Linked DNA regions of Homo sapiens: regions 2 and 3 are each linked to region 1. Evidence: chromatin loops called from intact Hi-C (ENCODE). Cell type or tissue: dorsolateral prefrontal cortex. All regions are shown on one strand. Each heading gives the region's core, and the rest is flanking DNA. Links, peaks and the distances in the headings are about the cores only.

Region 1 (7,190 bases), core at 1,188-6,187:
AAATAGATATATAGGGTGAAGTCTGGGAGGGTCTCAAATGCAGAGCTCTGAACCTTCTTGTGAAATCAGGGTCTGCCACCCTCTTGTCACATCAACATATTCACACCACCAGGAAGCTCCACTTGAGCTTCAGTGTCCAGAGTTTTTATTGGGTTTTATTACATAGGAATGACTGCTTAAGCCACTGGACATGTAATTGAACTTTAAGTCCAGTCACTCCCCTCTCCCTGGAGATTGGGCCGACTCAAAGGCCAACCTTCTAATCACACGGTTGTCCTTTCTGTTGACCAGCCCGCTTCCTGAAGCTATCATTGGGCCCGCTATGAATCACCTCATTATCCTACACTCTGGTGTGATCCGAGATGTTCATAAAAAACAAAGACATGTTTAACACTTAGGAAATCCCAAAGATTTTAAAAACTCCATGCCAAGAACCCAAGACAAAGACAACACAAGTTCTTTATGATACAACAATGTTAACAATCTCACTCTTTCAATATTGCTTTTCCACTTCTTCTTTGGCCTTCTTTCTTTAGTTTCCTCTTATTTCTTCCTTTTCTTCCAATTTTAACTGATTTTCTGACTTCATCCTGTTACCCACATTTTGAACTGAAAATGGTGCTCACCCTTTGTTTCATGAAGGAGAAACCTGTTAAGAAGACACACACATTCATCAGCAGTTACACAAAATACCAACAATGAAGGTCATTCGTATAGTAGGTTATGTAAGTGAATCCCCCACTAACTTAAAGCAGGAGCAATGAACAATAAAACATGTGAATGGTACACGTGATACAAGAGAAAAAAAATACTACATATTAAAATTGTTCTTTATGGTTGAAAATAATGTTTCTTAAATTTTAGGGCACAGGGAGATAGATCACCTGAAGACAAAATTCAGAGTCTTGTTCAGCAGCTCAGATGTGGGGCCCAAGAGCCTGCACAGGGCCTACATGGTGTGTGGAGTCCAGTGCAAAGTGAATATTCAGGGACCCTTGTTCAAAAATTAAGAATTTCAAGATGGCAAAAACAACATATTAAACCAATCCCAGAGCCCTTCTGAGCATAAGGCCCTATGTAACTGCACGAGTCACATGTTGATAATTCCTGGAAGTGCATTTTCAGCAAGCACCCAAATGAAGTTGATGCTACCGATCCATAGATTCTAATTTGAGTTACAAGGGTCTAAAAATGTTCTAAATTGCTCCCCCCACACACATTTTGGATTTATACTTTTTGTTCGCTGACTTTTGATTTTCTTTAAAATAAGCTATTTACTTAGGAGATTAGCCAAGAAATTTGGATGCTAGAACTATCTCAGAGACCAATATTTGTTTTTGATTTTGTTGTGGGATATTCAGTAAAATTTGTTTAATTAATAAATAATATGGTATATGAATATATGACTTTGTTTTTAATTCTCTCCTTTCTTCACTCTTCCTTCCCATTACTTCCTTTCTATCCCAAATTCTGTACTAACAATCATCTCCATGAAATTAACATTCTTCTCCTACCTTCAGTTCTACTTACATTCAATTTTTCAAGAACATTCATGCTACTGTCAGACATTTTTGCCTATACACTTATAGTGACTGGGATTCTTCAGCAGGTCCATTCTGGTGCCAGAAATACATCAGTAATATGTCTTATTTCTGTAAAGCAGAGGGTTTCACTGTTATGTATCTTTAATATTTTCAACCATTTTGTTGTGGAAATAGCCCTAAAATATATCATACATATTCATTGCCTTTCAAGCAGAGGACGAAGAGCATAATCTAGATTCTGGGGTGCAGTTAATGTTTTATGCGATGCTATAATACCCTACGATACTTGGAAGTATTGTGATTGATGAGGCTACTAACTCCTATACAAAATGTCCCAGGCCACTGGAACGCTGACTTCTTGATTTTATTTTTGTGTGTTTAAAAAAATTTCCCCAAATTGTTACCTGTAATGCCCTAGTGTTGTAAGCTTGTTTGCCTAAACCAGAATTTCACTGCCAAACTTTGTATCTCTAATGTGGTTTTGGCCAAACTTATTGAGATAATTCTATGAAAATTAAGTCATTTATGTATATTGACAATGGGTTTAAGAAATTCACCTATGAATGAAGAACTAAAATGTAAGTTTTGGTAAATGGGATCTGTGACATAATTTTGGATTGTCAGGAAACCTTAATTTTTCTTTTACTTCTGTATTCTTGATACAACTATTATCAGTGATCCAGATAATTGTAGACTTTTCATGAATTTGACTATAATAAAGTTGGAACTTGGGTTCCAACTGATCATTAAGTCTCTATGTATGTTTTTGAGTGAACTAGTATGTAATTTCCAAGTTCTTAAGATTTTGGATGGCAGGGGGTAGGGGGAGGATATGAAATAGCTTTAGTCTCTGTCCTTAAATGTTTCTAAGTTCATGTGTAATAATAAATCACTTTGATACTCAAATGTCCAGAGATTGGTCATACAGCATATAGATAATTTGGTACCATTTCATCTTCACTGTATCTTTTCTGTTGCCCAATAACCAGTCTCTTTTCATTGCTTAGAGTGAAGAGGCTGCTGTATTAACACTAATTTCTGAGCTTCTAGCTGGCTTTTATGACAACTCTCAAATAGGTTGAACTTGGTTGACAACTGCGGGACAAATGATGAAGGGGAGAAAGCTAGGCAGCAATGCTGATGCTTTTGCTACCACGTCTTCAGATCTTGCAGTGAATGCTCTAATTGACAAGATTCTGAGGGGTGGGGACACAACCTGGAGGCATAGTTAAAAATCTTGAAGAACAGTCACTCCTGAAAGGCAGAGGTGCCTCTTTTTTTTCTTATTTATGCAGGAATTTAAGTTTAGTAAAGAGAATATATAACACACATACATACACCCCACCCACACATGTATACATACATACAAAAATATACACACATCACATTAAGGAGAAATTGGAAAAAAATGAAAAAGGAATTCCTAAGGTGAGTAACTTGGGGAGAAAGATGAGATGCCCACAGGAGTAAAATAAAAACACAGCAGATTCCTGTTTCTTACAAACGTATGTTCCCATCAGGATTACTGAAGCAGCTAGTGTTCATTTTGGCATTTTCAACTAGAATACTCAAAATTTCAGGGAACAGTAAAACTCTCCAGATTTGTTTAGAAGGAAAAATCATTACACATGAAACAACAAAGCACTTTTAGGGGCTAAGTCTGGAGAAGGGGCTAAGGCATGGTACTGAGCAGGGGGAAGTTTGGTGTGGAAGTCATTTTCTCTACCAATGACTCCAAAACCCAGAAATGTCAATGCAAAAAGATCTCCCAGTTCAAACATGTTGTCTATTGTCTGTGTAAAGACTAAAAACTCCTGAAATTACCCAAGAAGACAAGGAAACTTCATACAACTACGTTCACATCAGATGCATCCCAGTAGCACCATTTTCTCTCTATAATTCTTAGAGTTTCTTATCAGAAACCCTTGCTGCTTTCCAAATCCCTCTGTTTTCTTTCTTCTTGACCTCGGACGCCTCTGGGCATGTGCCCCCAGGAAGAGAAAAATGGCTTGAGCAGAGGCATAAAATGATGCACAAATCTGCCATAAGTTCATCCTAAGTCAACTGAAAGCAGCAGAAGAAATGGCTTGCAAAACAACAACAACAGCAGCAACAAAAAACTAAAAACCAGCAAGATTTTGGTTTTTTCGTCCATGTAGCTTTGGAGCCACCAGATGGCGGTGTTGCAGACCAGCTCTTAGAGCCTCTGGGTGCAGTGGAAATGAGAGAATAGGAAGAATTATTAATATTAAAGCGATGCCTGAAATGTGCTGGTGTTTGCGTCGCTACCAAAACGCCGAATGCATTGCGACTAAGGACAGCAACTTAAAGGCGGGGATGACTTTTCTTCCACAGTTTATTCTGAAACAGCAGGAAGCTACCAGGCAGTTTCATGGGATTAGATTGATTTAACCTCATCAGCCAGATCACTGTGAAAGGAAAGATGTTCCCAGAGACCCAAGTTTACATGATGACTCCAGAGCAAGAGACGAAACCCGATGAAACCAGTAAAAGCCGTCAGAACAAGCTCTCCAGGGCTCCCATCACCACTTTCCTCCATTTCTTTCTTTCCATTGACTGGGTCCCCAAGCCACCTCTCGCTGCAGCCCGTCACCGACGCTGGCAACACACGCACACACTCACATTTTAAAAAGCAAATGTCACAGAATTTCCAACAACCACACTTGCCAGCCAAAGAAAGCGTTCATTGATTTCCTGTTTTGTGAATTGATACAGATAATTTCTGTGGCTTAAGGGGTTCATTAACTCACTCATTTGAAATAATCTGAACATAAGCCGAGTTAAAGTTTTCTCTTGTCCTGTGTCCAGACTCATTTAACTCAATTTTTGAGAGCACAGTGCTAAGGAAACCAAAGCTCAGTGTTCAATATCCACTTGGTTTTACTCTGTTCCACTGATATGCCTCATACTCACAACCCTGGCTATCTATCTAGGACTAAGGTCAGAAAAGGAACTTAAGGGTCAGAAATGAAAAACAGAGTATGGATGGAGAAATACAAATATACTCTAACTACTGGAGAAAAATGGTCCCAAATCAATCTTAGGTTTTGGTTTGAGGTAAAATGGGTAAGCACAATTCACATTGTCTCTCCTGTTGAATGTAGCTGTAAAACCTGTGCAGAAAGGATGGAGCATCTCTTTGAGGACTCTAGTGGTAAAAAATAGCTGGAGGGTTGGAAAAGAAGATACAAATTTAAAGTACCAAGAAACTGGCAGACAATTTCACATTTTTCCTCCTTTCTCTCTCAGTGTAGACACACAGTAGCATAAAACCAGGAGGTGGTCATTAACCTTGGACAGATAACACTTTAGGAGACGCCTGGAAAAAAATAAAACTATCCCTACTCACAGACGACGTAATTCTGTATGTAGAAAAGTCCCAAGAAAACGACAAAGGAGCTCTTGGGATGAATAAATGAGTTTCACAAAGTCAACATACAAAACCAAATTATATTTCTATATAATGGCAATGAAATTTCAGAACTCAAAAAGAAAAGTCTTCAATAGCTTTAAAAGAACACAAAATACTTAGTTATAAAAGTAACATAACTTACACTGTATTTCCAGGTTGAACATTATAAAATTCTGATAAAAGAAATAAAAGAACGTACTAAATGGAGAGACATACAGTGCTCATGGATTAGAAGACTTAATAAGATAAAGAGGTTAACTCTCAAATTAACAGGTAACACAATTTCAACAGTAAAAAGCAAACAACCCAATTTTAAAATAGGCAAAAAACAAACATGAAAAAAAAAAAAACAACCTTGAACAGACCCTTTACTTAAAAGAGGACATGTATGGTTAAAACATAAATGAAGAGGCCAGGCACAGTGGCTCACACCTGTAACCCCAGCACTCTGGGCGGCCGAGGCAGGCGGATCACGAGGTCAGGAGTTCGAGACCAGCCTGACCAACATGGTGAAACCCCCGTCTCTACTAAAAAAAAAAATACAAAAATTAGCTGGGCATGGTGGTGTGTGCCTGTAATCCCAGCTACTGGGGAGGCTGAGGCAGGAGAATCACTTGAACCTGGGAGACAGAGGTTGCAGTGAGCCGAGATCGCGCTATTGCACTACCACCTGGGCAAAAGAGTGAGATTCTTTCTCAAAAATAAATAAATAAATAAATGAAGAAACACAGGAAAAGATTATCAATATCACTAGCCATTAGGAAAATGCAAATTAAAACCATGTGAGACACCTCTCTAGGCCTTTTAGAATGGCTAAAATAAAACATCCTGATAACGTTAGGTGCTAGTGAGGACACAGAGCATATGTAGCTAGTGAGAACACATATAGCTTGTCAGGCTTTATAAAGCTAAACAAATATTTACCATATGACCCAGAAATTCTATTCCTGGGTATTTTGTCTTAGAGATATAATAACTTGTATTCATACAAAAACCAGTACATCGAATGTTCATAGCAGCTCTAGTCATAGTTGCCAAATCTGGAAGCAATTCAAGTGTCTTTTAATGAGTGAATAGATAAGCAAACGGTGACACATCCATACAATGAGATACCATTCAGCAATGGAAAGAAACAAACCATTGACACATGCAACTTTGATGAATCTCACAGGCATTATATGACCTGAAAGGAGCTAGTCTCAAAAGTTTATACAGGGCATAATTCCATGTATATGATAGTCTCAGGAAGACAAACCTGTAGAGATATAGGATATATCAGTGTTTGCCAAGAATTAGGGGTATGGGGAGGCTACAGAGTAATAGCACAAGGGAGTGTTTTGGCGGAGATGTAACTGTTATGCATTCTGTGGTTATATCAATCTATAAATATGGTAACATTCATAGATTCGATTTGATTGCATGCTAATTTAAAAATTAAAAAATTTAAATACAATTCCTGCTGACAAGAGATCAAATGACATCAACTTGATGTGTCTGAAGGGAAGCACATTTTATTCTGTGGGGGAAAAGTTCAAAGAAAATGAATTGTGCACACTCTTGTGGGACAGACACCTTACATTATCTCATGGAATTATTGTAAGTCTCCTGTTGGTTGGGTTTTATTATTCTCAGGTTAAAGATGAGAAATGGGCATTTAGAACAGCTAAGTAAAATGCTCAAGATGAAAGAGCTAATGAATGGAGGAATAAAAATTTGAAAAGTCATTTGTCTGCTTTCAAAGACTACATGCCCACCTGCTATGCCGCAGCTTCCCAAACACTCAAAGGAGGTATGTTAACACTACTTAAGAAAATTAACTTTCTGATCACTTTTAAAACTGTATTTAAGACATAAAACACATGCATTTATTAAACCATCCCCAGCATGATTTCTACTTGGAGATAGCTCTCTTTTTTTTTTTTTGTTTTTCCCAGAAGGAGTCTTACCCTGTCTCCCAGGCTGGAGTGCAATGGTGCAGTCTCAGCTCACTGCAACCTCTGCCTCCTGGTTCAAGTGATTCTCCTGCCTCAGGCTCCCGAGTAGCTGGGACTACAGGCACGTGCCACCACGCCCAGCTAATTTTTTGTATTTTTAGTAGAAACGGGGTTTCACCATGTTAGCCAGGATGAGAGATAGCTCTTATTAGGAATCAATTAGTTCTTCTGTATAGTTTCAGAGAGTTCTTCCCAAAATCCTAGAATTCAGATCTCTAA
Region 2 (7,190 bases), core at 655-5,654, 740 kb after region 1:
AAAAGTTCCAGCTTCAAACCCCCGCCCGAGTCAAACTGCTAAGGCCAAGAATATCTTGGTCTAAATTCCACCTTAGACTTCTGTGAAAAATGATATTCTCAGTTCTCTGAGTGAGAAGCTTCTGCCCCGACCTGCATGATCTGGGGAGACCACTGAGGCAGCTTCAACTGTCTAAGAAAGAAACTGCTCTAAGAGAGATGGAGAGCCCTCCAAGAGATCCCAGGGAAGGATGGATTTCTCCAGCAAGCCCCTGCTCTCCGTTGCCCTGTCTGTAGTCCTGGCACCTGCAGGGAAGAGAATACCTGCTTCAGACATGCACGGTTGGCTCCTTCTCCCCATGTGATTATAGCCCCAGTGCCTGGCATTTGTTGAGTGCTCTACGCCCACAGACCTCCAATGCAAACATTCTCTCTCATTATCCCACATTCCCATGAGGTTGCAGGCTGGGCCAGGTTAGTCTATCATCCTAAGTATGTCCCTTCTGTCCTTGAGCCTAATGTGTTCATTTGTGAATATGAAGCATTGCTTGGGAAACTGTTAAAATCCTCTTACAGTTCAGACAAGCAGGCTCATGCCTGTAATCCCAGCAATTTGGGAGGCCAAGGCAGACAGATTGTTTGAGACCAGGAGTTCAAGACCAGCCTGACGAACATGCCGAAACCCCCATCTCTATTAAAAATACAAAAATTAGCCAGGCGTGGTGGTGCATGCCTGTAATCCCAGCCACTCGGCAGGCTGAGGCAGGAGAATCGCTTGAACCTGGGAGGCGAAGGTTGCAGTGAGCCGAGATCTTGCTGCTGCACTCCAGTCTGGGTGAAAGGGCAAAATTCTGTCTCAAAAAAAAAAAAGTTAACAGCACAGATTTTGGAGTCAGGTCAGGCCTAACTTTGTAACTGAAACAATGTGTGACTTCGGCCTCATTTACTTAACCTCCCTGAGCCTCAGTTTCTTCATCTGTAAAAGGAAGATGATCATTGCACCTTCCAACAACATTGGGTTGTTCTGAGGATTCGTTGAAGTCATCCACATAAAATTCTTATCTCGGTGCCTATCGCATCATCAGGTTCTATTAATGTTAGCTGCTGTTGTTCATAATCAACAGAAAAAAACTGACACAGTAAGAATGTGCTGGAGCTGCGAGTGGCTCTCAACTTTTGCTGTATATTAGAATACTGGGGAGCTCTGAAACCTTGTAGCCACACCCCCATACCGATTAATCTGGAATCTCTGGTTGTCAGGTTTTTCAGACATCTCAGATAATTCCAATATGCAGCCAAAGTTCGGAACCCCCAGAACACGATCCCAGTTCCAGTTAGATTTTATACAAGTGAGCATGCATCGGAGGTCCCCCCAGAAAGGAGCTGAGCTTAGTGCAAGGCTGTCTGATCTCAGGCACATTCCCCTGCCCCTCTCTCCCAGCAGGTCCCCCACCCACTTAACCTTTCACGAAGCCTCTCGGCCTCACATTCACTTCAGGTAGGCTGCAAAGGAGACCGTCCTCATACATGTCCCGAGGCAGGAATAACTCTGGTTGCTTAACCACAGTTGTCATACTCAGGAGAGACGAAAGGAAATCATAAATAATAGATGCTACATAAACAAGGTCCAATTAACCCAGCCACCAGCCCGGGGGGAAGACATACATTAGCCCTCTCTGCAAGAGGCTAAGGAGAGACATTAGGGAAACTGCCTGGAGCTTCACAGGTGTGGCTGGAGAGTCTCTCCTTCTGAACCCAACCTTCCCCGCACCCCTTTCCTGAGGTCCGGTCTCAGAGCGGGGAAAACAAACCCAACCTGGGCTGGGCGGTGGTCAGGTCTCGCTGCAGTGCTCCTCAATTCAGCACAATTCCATGCAGAGTTGAGTGGGCAGTAACTTTAGCCCTGTCTCCGGGTTAGTTTTCCATTCTCCTAGCATACTAATTGCATCACATTTCTCTTCTGCAACAAATACCCCTCTGGCCTGATTGTTTCTGCTACCCACCCTGTACTCTGACCCACAGGAAGTCACTTGTTTCTCAGGGCTAACAGCAAGCTGGGCTCCAGAGCTGCTTCTCCATCCCCTCCCCTCCTGTCCTGGACATAGGTCTCATCAGGCATCCCCATTGCCCATCTCCACTCCAGAAGTGCACTCCCAGCAGTTAGGCCCCAGGAAATGCAAGTCACCTGTGCCAGTTAGCAGTTTGCCAGCAGGCCCAATGCTCTGCCTCTGGACAGCCCCCTGCCTGCCTCCAGGAGGAGTCCTCAGTGCCTCTGGGACCACCATCCCTTAGCCAGGGAGGGCTGGGAAGGGGGCTCCTACTGCAGCCACAGGATTTTGTGTATGGATTAGTCCAGGGTGATTATTGAGCTCAGAAGAAAGCAGCTCGTGATTAAGGGAGCCATTTGGGGAGGGGAGAGGAGGGAAGAGGAGGGGAGTTTCTCAAAACACCTGCCTGGGAACGCACTGGAGGAATGCCAGACGCGCACCTCCCACAGACAGAGGAAGGGCACCAGGGGCTAAACCTGGTGGAAAAGCAAGGTTAGTGAATTTAATGAGGTGATCTTAGGCAGCTTAATTCAGCTCGATAGCCTGGGGCTAGAGGAGGAGCCCCCGCACAGGAAGTCAGAAGTTGGGCCTGCACTAATTAGATTTCACAAATGCTGCTGTTATTCAGCACGTTGTTCCAAACGCCTGCCAGGTGGATAGGAGGCTCCCAGCGGGGGCTTCTGAGACCGCCCCCTTCAGCTGCCTCCTGCTTTTCTCTCCCACCTGTCCTGGCCCACCATGGCCCGCCCCCACCTCCAGCTGCATTCCTGGAATTGGCACCCAGCTCAGACTCCACCTGGGCCCACCCTGTCCCACCTGTGGGGTGGTCTAAAGGGTGAGGATGGAGCAGCAGCCACCAACCCTCCCTCCTGGGTTGGTAAGAGACAGCACGGCAGGCACGGGAGATGATGAGAAAGGCCCTGGAGACAGCTGACGTGCTCGTTCCTCGGGCCCTTGCTGCGATGGGGCTGAGCAGTTGCCCTAGTGCCTGGGTGGATCCCTTTTCCCCAGACTTGCAGCTGCAGAGCTGACCCAGTAGTGATGTTCGTCCTTGCAGTGGGTGGCAACTCTGTCTTGATTGCAAGTGCTCAGCAACGCTCCCTATTCATCTGTGTACCCTGCAGGGCTAAGCAACTCGGCCCTTCAGCAAATCATTAGGACTAAGTTTCTCCATCTGTAAAATGGCTAATTGCAGAAGGCCACACAGCAGCAGGGACCCAGATAAAGCTCTTGCAGTAGGGAAGCTTTGTTTTGTCCTCGCTAGCAGCTGCCCTAAGTGTTACAACTCAAAGGGCAGAGGAAGCCACTTAATGCCTACATGATAATAACAGCGATCAATTAATAATGGCAATAATGGTCTTTGAACGTGGAGCGCTGCTTCTCTCCAGCGGGAGCCCAGTTCCTGCTCCTGAGGGACAGCCCCACCTGCGGAGAGGCTGCTCCCTCCAGTGGAAGGAGGTGGTCATGGTCACCGAGAGTCAGCTCGGAGCCAGATGTGGATCTCTCCTTCCTGATCTCTCCTCCAGCCCTTCCTCTCCCAGCCAAGAGTACTCATATTCACATTAGAAAGCAGCCCCAGCCATAAGAAACCCGTTCTGTCTGCCCAAAACCACACCAAATGTGTTATGGCGACTTCCTCGCCTTGCCCCTCTGGCCGCAGTTTTTCTTCCTGTACAAGGAGGTGAGCCAATCTCGGCTCAGCTACTCCATCGTTTCCCTGGGTTTAGGGAGTGGAAGCCCCCAGGTATTTTCCTGGCTTTGCCCCTCCATCCACTCTGACGACCTCCTGGGAGGCCCTAGCTACTCATAAGCCCCACGACAAGCCCTGTGGTTGGTTCTTGGCTGCCAGAGAGAGCCCCTTGGAAGAGAACAACTGCTTAATAAGGATAAACATGTGGCATGCAATTTAAAAACCCTGGAATACCCGGCCATGTGATAGGCAGGTTCCAAAGCTGCTTACTTCAGCTAGAAAGCACTGCCTGGCCACCCCCGCCCCTTCCCATCATCTGAGCTTCTCCCCTTTCCCATCCAGAGTCCTCCCTTGACCCCCCAAATCCCTTCCCATCTTTAATCAGTCTAAGCTTTTAAAGAAAGAAAAAAAGAGTGCAGAAGAAGGCCAGCATGTAGAGGTATGGCACTTAGGGATGTTTTAAGGCCCCTGCAGAGTTCAAGGAGAATGTCCCAAGAATGTTAAGCATGATCCCTCCCCTGGGTCTCTCCCCTCACTGCCAACCTTGAACCAAGTTATGCAGCTTGGAAACTGACTGGAGTCCTCCGGTTCCCTCCCTGGAATGTCGAGGGTCTCGGCCTGGTATCAACCCCTGGGGTGTGTAAGGTCATCTGGGATGTGGTCTGGAGACCACCCTAAGGTGGGGAAATGTGGAAGGCAGTTCCCAGAGAGCCCGGACTTCCCTCCCCCATGGCCCTGTGAAATCGACAACTTAATAATTCTTAACATTTATTGGGTCTGTGTTCCAAAGGATGTACATGTCATAATCTGCTCACTCCTCACAGCTCCATGAGTTAGGTATTATTTCCCCGTATTTTACAGACTTGGAAACTGAAACACAGAAAGACTACATAAATTCTCCAGAGTGACACAGCTAGTAAGTGATACACCCGAAATCCAAACCCACACTCCAGATCCACTCTCATAAACACCATACTAAACTGTGCCTTCATAAAAATAATATTTTAACATTAATAATACTAGTGACTCTGATTTGAGTGCTTTAGATGCTGGGTGCCTGCTAAGAGCTTCCCATGGCTTATGCTGGAATGCTCGAAACAGGCTCTATGAAGCAAATATGATTATTAGCTCCATTTTACTGAAGAAATGGAGGCTCAGGGAGATTGAATAATTGACTTAGTTACAGAGATAATGAGTGGTCAACTGGGATTCCTTCCCAAGATGGCCTGCGTCCCTCTGGACCACACTATGGCTCACTGCTCCCTGCCAAAGGGGCCATTCTGTGTGTCACTTCCCTGAGGCAGAGAATGAACAGGAGGAACCTCCAAGGTTCCCTTCTGCCCTTTGTGCCTCTAATTTGATCCCAGAGGAAAGATGCAATGAGAGGACTCCCTCTGCTTAACTCCCAAGAGGGACCATGTCCCATGCCCTCCAGACCTCACTCTCTACCCATATGCCCCATGCTTTCCCCACCCCATTCCCACTCCCAGCATCCCTACTCAACTCAGGCGGGACGCACAGCTCCAGGCCCAGCATGACGGATATGTGTGGCCAAGAATGGCAATGTATTTATTAAGTGAAACCGACAACTTTCATTAACCCAAGTAGACATTATTAAAACGCGCCGGTTGTCTCTGGGAAATGAAGTGCCCAGCACAGGCTGTGAGCAGAGCTCCTATTTGCGTGCGCCAAGCTGCTAAGTGTGGGCTGTGCCTCCCTCCTGGCATCCTGAGTCTCATCCATCATGTCCCATGAAGTAGGTCCCATCCTGAGCCCCCACACCACTTCACAGCAGTCACCGCAGGACTCCTCCCCCTGAGCCTCAAATCCCAGACCCAAGTGGCCTGAGACCTGGAGACCATGGGTGCTCCATTGCTCCCACTCCCGACGCCTGAAGATGAAGCTGCTCACTGGGACCCTGATCCTCTACATTAAGTGCAGCACATTATACCTGCCTGGAATCCTGGCAGTGACTAAGGAGGCACCAACTGCAAATGTGACTTGGTAAGATCCCAGGAGTCGGTCCCTAGATATAGTTATCCATGGGGCCCCAACCTGCTGCAGATGGGAGAGCAGGGAATCCAGGAGAAAAGCCAAGAGCGTGGGAGGAGCCAAGGAGAAAGGGCAGGGCCAAGAAAGGCCACACCCTCACCAGGCTCGATGCATTGTCTGTGATTATGGGTCTTTGTTGAGGTGAAGGAAGCAGTAATAATAATCTCATCTGCCACTTTGCAATTTACAATGCACTTTTACATATGCCGTTTCATTTGCTCCTCCTAAGTGTGCTATGAGGGAGATAGCATCAGCCTGATTTCTCTTTTGTCCCCATGAGGAGAGGGGGCTTGGGGTTAAATAATTCTGCTGTGAGGCTCTGTGAAGTTAGCAGGTTGCAGCTCTGGGGTGAGTCTAGCGTTGCTTCTCTGAGTCACCTCCTTTCGAAGACCTCCTCTTTTATTGTGTTCCAAACATGGACACCTGGCAAAGCTCAGACACGCTTGTTTAGAAGTGGGCCATTCTGCGCAGCCTCAGACCCCCTGCTGTGTGCACCATGGCTCCAGGCAGTGTGCTGTGAACACCCACCCACCCCCATGTGGCCCACAGGACACACCTGTAAGCCAACGGATCAGAACCCTCCAGCTGTAGAGGCAGCAGAGGATTTAGAGTGGCCAAGAAGGACTGTACTAACACTAACTGCGAACGGCCTGGTCCTCAGTTTCCCTGTCTGGACAGTGAATTTCTCTGTAGGGCTGTGGTGAAGACTAAATGAGATATGGTATACACATTATCTTGTACAAGCCTGGCACATGGTACATGTTCAACAAATGGCAGCTCTTACTGTTCTTATTAAAGAATGCTAGACAAAAATGCAATGCAGCCAGTATGTATGGAATACTCAGTTTCATCCTAGCTTAGGAACAGAATGCCTCAGACCTTCAGGGTGGTCTTCCTGCCCATTCCCACGTGTACACTCACCCCTGTCAGCTCTGCGTCCTCGTTTTCGGTTCAGAAATACAGTGGTCATAATACTGGACACCCGGAGGAGATAGCACAAGGACAGAAGCTATTGCTTATTCATCTTTGATTTCCACAGCCTAGCATCGGGCCTCATGTGAAGGATTATCAGTAAATATTACTGAATGGATAGAAGGGAGGGAGGAAGGATAAAAGGAAGAAAGGAAAGCAGGAAGGAAGGAAGGAAGTCAACTGAAAAGTGAATGGATAACGTGAATTATGGCATTCTTTGGCTGATTGGCCATCTCAAAACAGATCCTGGTTCCTCTTAAAGATGGGACCATGATGTTGATCTCCAGCCTCGGGGCTAGTGGGAGGAGGGGGGGCTATTTGGGGAGACATGGGTAAAAAGCCTTGTATCGGGGAACACGAGTTCTCTCTCCACTCCCTGGCTTCTCCCATACATCCCTTCCCATCAGAAACCCTGGTCAATCCGGAGCTACCAGCATCCCAGGGCCAGGT
Region 3 (7,190 bases), core at 1,286-6,285, 630 kb after region 1:
ACAAATAAATATATGCTGTGTCAGGCAATAAGTTCAATGAAGAAACATAAGACAAAGTCAAGAGGCAGGAAAAATAGTAAGGACCAAGAAGCTGAAGAGGGAGCCTGCAGGTTGGCTTGAGAAAGGAGGTTAGTTCAGCTGAAGCAGATGAGTCAAAGGGGGATGAGTAGGAGCTGAAATCAGAGGCAGAGGGACCACACCCTGACCCTAAGCCATCAGAAGTTTGGACAGAGGAGCGATCAGATCCAACTGACATTGCTACATTGCGTAAGGATGGCTGTGGCCACTGGGTTAAGAAGAGGCTGAAGCAGGGAAGAAGCAGGGCGTCTCTCAGGAGCCTCAACAGATGCAAGGTGATGCTGTCTTGGACCAGGGTGGGGGCAGCAGAGGTTGTAAGAAGTGGTCATTTTCTGGATAAAAGATTGAAAGATAAAGTATTAGAGAAAGGCATCAGGGATGACTTCTAAGGTTGTGGCCTTAGAAGTCGCAAAAGGAAGGATAAGTTGCCATTGGCTGAGATAGGGATGATTTTGACAGGATCTAGCGGGAGGGGCTGTGTGGTGAAGGCAGGAGTTGGCTGTGGATGAGTTACATTTTAGAAACCTAAGAGATGTTCAAATGGAAATGCCCAGCAAGGAAGTAGACTTCAGCATGCGGGTGGAATGAAAGCCATGGGACTAAGTAAGATCACCTAGGCAGTGAATGTAGACAGCTCGGAGAAGCCCTGAGGTCCTCCAACATTTGGGAATAATAGAGATGGGGAGGAACTAGCAAAGGAGATGGAGAAGGAGTAGCTGTGAGTAAGAGTAGACCCGTAAGAGACTGCTCTCCCAGAGGCTAAGAGAAGAAGGCGTTCAAACAGAAGAGCTGGCCATTTGTGTCAACAAGGAGTTGACCATTGGATTTGTCAACATGGAGTCATTGGTAATTTAGGAAGAAGCCGTTTCAGTGGCGTATTTTTAGATTTGAGACAAAACCAGAATAAGTGGGTTACCGAGTGTCGGAATGAAGGGAAATGCGTTTGTCTAGATGAAGGAGACAGTGAGAGACAGCTCTTCTGAGTTCTGTAAAAGAGAACACAGCAAAGGAGGTATAGCAGGAGGAAAACAAACATGAGAAAGGCTTCTCCATTTTAAAAAAGTTAGAGATATTACAGCATATTTGTAAGAAGATGATTAAATAAAGGGGGAATGATGACTCTGGAGGGAAAGGAGACAAAGGTTTCTATCAACGCCCTTGAGTGGGAGAAGGGGGCTGGGATTCAGCATCAGAGAGGAGGGCTTGGCTTCCTGGGGCAGAAAGACTCAGTGAGGCCCCCTGTATCGTATCAATGGGGCTCCTGGCCGGGGTGGTGTGACCCTAATCCCTAGCCGCTCTGCCCATAGCTTCCCTGCCCCTGGTGAACTTGGCAAATCACTTATTGTCTAATTCTTAGGTTCCCCATCTTAAATATTAACTTACCATGCCCACGGCAAATGATTATTATTGAGAGTAAATAAAATATGTGTAAAGCACAGCACTTATCCTTAATAAGTTAAAGCTAGATCCTTTCTACCTTCCTTCCCCAGTTTGCCCTCCAGCATTTCTCTGAGGACCTCTGACTCATCCAGAGAAACTTGGATGGCCCTTCTGCTGCTAATGCTGCTTAAAGGCCAGCAGGGCCAAAAGCAGGCACAGCCAAGTGTTTCCAGTGCCCCCAAACACCCTCGTCCTTATATTTGTCTCAATAGCTTAGTGTCTGTGATTTGGTGAGTCATCTTTCTATGGCAATTTTTCATTTCCGTGCAGCCTCTTGGAGTTGGGTTCCGCAACTTGCACCTGCATGCAGCTAGGATCTTCAAAGAGCTGCTTCCCACTGAGTGAGCCCAGCCAGGGAGCCCCTGCCCCTCCCTCAGAGCCATAGCACAGAAGAGGTGGGTGTCTGGCTGCAGTTCTGGGTGGGCCCGCCTGCCTGAGCCTGAGGCAGAGGGCAGAAATGTGGCTGCAGGAGATGGAAGGGTGTGAGAGAGCCCAGAGCTGGGATGCAAGCCCTCCTCTCAGCGCAAATTCCGGTGATGCTACCTTGCCCAGGTAGGAGATCATTGAATCTCTTACCCAGAAAGACAAAGCTCTTGTCATGAGGCAAGGGATATTTTAACTTCTATCCATGAACCTCCCAATGAAAAAATGTAGAGTTCTGTCAAAACAGGTTAGCATATTAGCAATCACGGCTCACTACCATCTGTATTTGTTCCATTTGTGCCGTTTATGATGGTTATCCACATTAATTATTTCACTGCTAAAGTCCCTTCTAATTTCTGAACACTGTTATTTCTAAGAAAGATGGATATTAGATATGCCACACATCAGCGCAGGGTGGCATTACAGCATGCCATTAAGTTCAGATGCTGAGGCTCGGCAGAAAATAATTTTGCTATTTGTAATTGCAATAAAGTGTTTTATGTTGTGGCTCAACATGAAGAATAGCACTGATGGAAGCTGACTACTTAGTTTGGCAATGACTCTGAACTCATTAAAACAGACGAGAACCACTAGGTGGGGGTGACTGGCCAGCAGGAGGACAGAGATGAGTGAGGATGGAGGACAAGGTGTGTGGTGACAGCCATTCCCAAGCCTGGCCACGCCAACCTGCCTGAGCAGAGTCTACAAGGAACAGTTCCCCGCGAGAACTTTCAAAGCATCTGAGTCAATAGATCTAGGGTAATAGGGTAAGGCATAGCCAACAGCTGGGACATTCTATCACTGCTGGTTCACATAGCCACTTGTACAACAGTGGCACCTTCAGAGCAGTGACCACTGTCAAAGTACTTGAGTTTATAAACTATAATCACGCTTCCACTATTTCATTAAATAACATGACAGCCTTGGACGGGAGCTGTTATTGTTAGCATATCCAAGACACCATAGAATAATTAGCTTCTCTCCTAACTCCCAACCTCAGGCTTCCGAAAGGATGCCAGTGGGTTCAACAGCTAAAGTCCAGCGAGGACAGCCTTGAAGGTAAGGACCAGCGTGAAGGTCTAAGGAAGGCAAAGAAATCTCCCTTTGTGGCGTTCTTTGTTTTAAAGTGATGTTTGAGATGGTGATCTGACCTGGGTGAGGAAGAATCAAATGCTTCTTCCAGAACCCTTCCAGTTCAAGCACGTGTTCATCCTCCCATTGGTCATTCATCTGTCAAAAACGCACCAAATCATCTTGGATGCGCTGAGCTCTATGCCTGCCCTAGGCTCATTCCCGCCTTCCCAGGTAACCAGGGCAAATGAGTCAGCAGCCAACAAGCAGGGGAAAGGAAACAAAACAGGCACCCACTGCAAATAATGGGTGGATCCCATCTAGATGAGGTCCAGTATAAAATGAAAATCAGCTAGAAAGAATCAGCTGTTACTCTCCCCCACACTTCCCCCCCCCCCCAACACACACACACTCACACTCACACTCAGGCTAGTAAATACCTTCTTTGACTGATATGGCCAGTTTTCAGATGCATTTGGCTGTTTCTTCCAGGGTGATAGCTCCCCCTGGTGTTTGGAGGCCCAGGTTTTCACAGGCCACAGTGAGTGTCCCCAGGAATCTTCTGTGCTCCATCAGTATCACTTAGATGGGAGCTAGAGATCCATAAAAGTCAGTCCCTTCCTGTTTCCCTGGGATGTGGCTGACCTGTGTCATCTGAAACAGGCTTTGTCCCCTGAGCTCCAATCCTAACCTCCCTACAGCCTCAACGCTGTGGTTCTGGGCAAAGTTATTGAAACTCAGAGCACCCATCCCTCACCTATAAAAATGAGGGAGATAACACCAAGGTGGTGTTAGCATGAGATCAAATAATAATGAAATGACACCTAGCTCAATGCGTGACACCTAGCAGGTGCTCCATACATATTAGCTGCTTTGCTCTTCTTAGTTTAAGAGTTTCAAAATCTTGCTCTCCAGCTCCCTCCCTTCCTCTTTCTTCCTCCGCCTCCCTCTCCTTCCCAAATCTTTATTCTAACCTTACTCTTTCTTTCATAGCTCCCTCCTATCTGTTCCTCCTTCTCCCCTCCTGTCTCCCTATCACTCTCTCCATCTCCTTTCTTCTTTTTCCTTCTTTCTCATCACCTCCCACATTCCCCCTCACCTCCCTGTCTGCCTCTTTTCCCACACCTCTTCCTCCGCCCTTCTCCTGCCCAACCTCATGCCTAAGAACTAACATTGGGTGTATGGAGGGTACTCTCTGAAGATAAATTGCATCCTGTGCTAAGTCAGAGAGGAGCCATTTTTCCACTAGTCAATAACACTGCAGATTGCTCTTGCATTCTTCAGAGGAGCACCAAGGGCTTTTCTGCGCTCTTGACGGTGGAACACTGGCCTCTCTGCAACCGTGTTCATCGTGGATGGTGTTTGAACATTCTCTGTCTTCCCTCTTGCTCTTGTGCAGTCTCTCTGATGTTTGCCTCCCCCGCATTCTCTTTCCTCCTTTTGCCTGCCCTTCTTTTATTTCTAATCTCATTTTTGCTCTTCTCTTTAGTATGTTTCACGTGCTGTAGTCCCTTTTCCTCTTGTTTTTGATTTGCAAAATGGTCCACGTTCTCCTATATTCCCAAACTGCATTTTCTCAAGCAGCCTGCAATATTTCTTCCCTGTCACTGTAAAAGCTTTTTCATCTTCATTTGGAGCCATTTGCCCTGATCATTTCTTTCCTTAAGATCACAGTGATGAGCCCATGTGGTCTTGAGCTGTCAACAATCCCCAGGAAAGGAGAGCACTGACTTAAAACTTGCATTTTAATTTGGAGACCCCCTCAGAGGCTGGCCAGGGCAGAGCAGAAGCACAGCAACTGTCCCAGACCAGCCCTGGTTGTGCACTGAGATCTTTGGGAAGATCTGAAAGGAAGGAACCTGAAAATGCTGAATAGTTTTCTTCCCCCACAAAATAGATGGGGATAGCCTGAGTAGCTCAAGACTGTTTTTCTCAACTGATTTCTTCCTCTACACAGTTCCCTTGAAAGAGGAAATAAACAATTATCCGGTGGCAAAACAGAGACTCTATTAGTTGTCTGGGCATTGTCACAAGGTGAAAGTGTCACAGGCTTGCACAAGAACCTGATCATTAGGAGGATGGAGTCCCCAGCCATGCAGCCACACAGAAAGGTGGGGTGTGAGTTTAGAATCTGAGAAAAAGATGAAGCCTGAGTCTTCACCCTGTGGCTTGACGCCTCGGGTGCCTGGGATGGGGAAGCAGGAGGAAAGTTCATGTAAGTAAAACTCCGCTGATCACCCAGCAGGGGCCTCCTTCTCTATGGTGGGATTTGGTACATAAGCCCCCACCTCAGGCAGCTCAGGGATATCCCACATCTTCCCTCAAAGCAGACCCAGAGACAAGGATTCAAATGCAAGTAGTTTGTTTCAGGGGGCGATCCCAGGAAACCCTGGTAGGGGAGGGAGGAAGTGAGTAGGAAAGGAAGGAAAGACGCCAGTAAAGGATTCATCATCATGTAGATACCACTGTGTGCAACTGGCAGTCAGCCCACCGTGCAACTCTGGGACGTGGCATTCTCCCCAAGGAGAAGTGAGGAAATTGGGGCATTTATCCCCACCAGCCCCATACCTATCATGTGTAGAGGGCTGCCTCCCAGGGCGGAAACTCTCCAGCACATGCCATTTGCCCAAGACAGAATGAGCATGTTCCCAAATGCCCCCCATCACATCTCCGTGACTCCATCACACCCGCTGTCCCACAGAGAATCGCAGGCATTAGCACAGGTTTCTTCTGCATGTCTAGTTGAATGCTAAGGGGCTGTGGCCAGAGCTGCAACAGTATCAGGGCTCGGCCTGGGCCACACGCTCCCCTCTTTATGCTGCTCTAAGCCAGGGGTCTACATGCTTCTACAAAGAGCCAGAGAGTAAATACGTTAAGCTTTGCAACCAGAAGGTCTCTGTTGCAACTCCTCCATTGATTATGTCATTGTATTGTGGCAGAGAGGCCAGAACTGTGTAAGGCAGGTAAGGTGCTCTAGGTACAAAATTGAGGGAGGCACTGACTGTCCGGGCTGTGGCTTGTGCACCAGCCTGGGAGTGAGGGTCTTCTTCAGTATTGCACCCTGGGCACCTCCCTTTCCCCTCCCCAGCCCTGGCCCTATGTGATGCAAAAGCTGCTCTACCCAATACGAATGCAGAGGGCGTGGCTGTGTTCCAACAAAACCTCCTTTACAAAAACAGTCAGGGAATCAAATTTGGTCTGCAGTCCTTAGCTGACCTGCCCTATCTAGCCAGACTGGTCTTTTAGGTCCTCCAAGCACTGTGCTCCCCCTGCAACCCATTTTCAGATGCTGTTCCGTGCTCCCCACTCAACACCTCACCTGGATATTTCCTCCTCGCCCGTCAGCCTCAGGTTGAACATCACCTCTTCAAGGAGGTCTCGCCCACTTCTGGCCAGGTCAGATCCCCCTACGGAACCCCACACCCTCCACTCTCCCTCAGCACACTTATCACCATGGTAATTGCATAGTTGATTGTGTCATTTGTTGTTGAATGTCTGTCGCCCTCTGCAGAATGTACACTCCTGTCAGTTACCAGAGCCTGTTGCGTCTACTTCCTAATAAGCCTGGAGTCTTTCCCTCCTCATCACCTCAGGCAGCGCAGCCCTGTCCCAGGCCTTCATCGTTTCTTACCTGGGTCTCTGCAATGGCCTCCTGCCCCATCTTCCTACATACCTTGAGGCATCCTGGGGCTCCCCTTTACCTCCATGAGGACGTCCAAACTTCTAAGAATGGCATAAAAGGCGCTTCACATCTGGGGCCCTGCCCCTAGCCCTGCCCTCATCCCCTCCCCACCTTGGCCCACCTGCTTTGCTTCAGTGATGCTACCCTGCCTATTGTCCGCTACTTCCTAAATGCATGAGGCTCTCTCTGGCTTCCAGGCCTTTGCATGGGCTGTGACCTCTGCATGGAGCCTCCTTTCTCCCTTTCTGCACATCCCAGCATCAGTCCGTACCCTAAATGGCCTTCTCAGACCATTCATCCTCACAGCCCCAACTCCTCCGCTCTTGGTTAGGAATCAGCAATGTGGGCTTCCACAGCCCCCTGTGCTTCCTCAGTTTCAGGTTTCTCACACTTTGTTATAGCTATTTACCTATCTGCCACTCCTATGAGAGATTGAGCTCCCTGAGATGAGGAACCTAGCACCCAGCACCCAGTGCCTAGCACCTAGCACCCAACA

Evidence for each region. Peaks named below come from ENCODE experiments on the same cell type or tissue, not always from the same donor. Only the 100,000 strongest peaks of a DNase experiment are listed, where the experiment ranks them.
Region 2: it touches region 1 in a loop (3.0-fold over the local background); 24 of 110 quality-filtered maps call a loop at or near these places.
Region 3: a loop joins it to region 1, with 6 times the contacts of the local background. A loop is called at or near these places in 17 of 110 quality-filtered maps.

What each region holds. Positions count from the first base shown.
Region 1 is chr11:127,342,571-127,349,760 of GRCh38, reverse strand. No RefSeq gene overlaps it. Among named protein-coding and RNA genes, the nearest start is that of LINC02712, 75 kb to the right of the region's middle. In dorsolateral prefrontal cortex, for the core only: CTCF peaks have their summits at 3,526 and 3,725 (motif pointing right); a DNase peak (open chromatin) is centred at 3,740; H3K4me3 peaks cover 372 bases.
Region 2 is chr11:126,603,755-126,610,944 of GRCh38, reverse strand. The region is part of intron 1 of KIRREL3 (kirre like nephrin family adhesion molecule 3); the gene reads left to right. KIRREL3-AS1 (KIRREL3 antisense RNA 1) reads right to left here. Exons shown (of 2, transcript NR_174952.1): 2 at 1-284. Among named protein-coding and RNA genes, the nearest start is that of KIRREL3-AS4, 45 kb to the left of the region's middle. RefSeq lists enhancers at 1,691-2,375, 2,376-3,061, 3,062-3,747. In dorsolateral prefrontal cortex, for the core only: CTCF peaks have their summits at 3,271 and 3,473 (motif pointing left); a DNase peak (open chromatin) is centred at 3,464; H3K4me3 peaks cover 449 bases; H3K27ac peaks cover 345 bases.
Region 3 is chr11:126,712,970-126,720,159 of GRCh38, reverse strand. The region is part of intron 1 of KIRREL3 (kirre like nephrin family adhesion molecule 3); the gene reads left to right. Among named protein-coding and RNA genes, the nearest start is that of KIRREL3-AS4, 64 kb to the right of the region's middle. RefSeq lists an enhancer at 3,372-3,666. In dorsolateral prefrontal cortex, for the core only: a CTCF peak has its summit at 3,521 (motif pointing left); a DNase peak (open chromatin) is centred at 3,519; H3K27ac peaks cover 1,749 bases.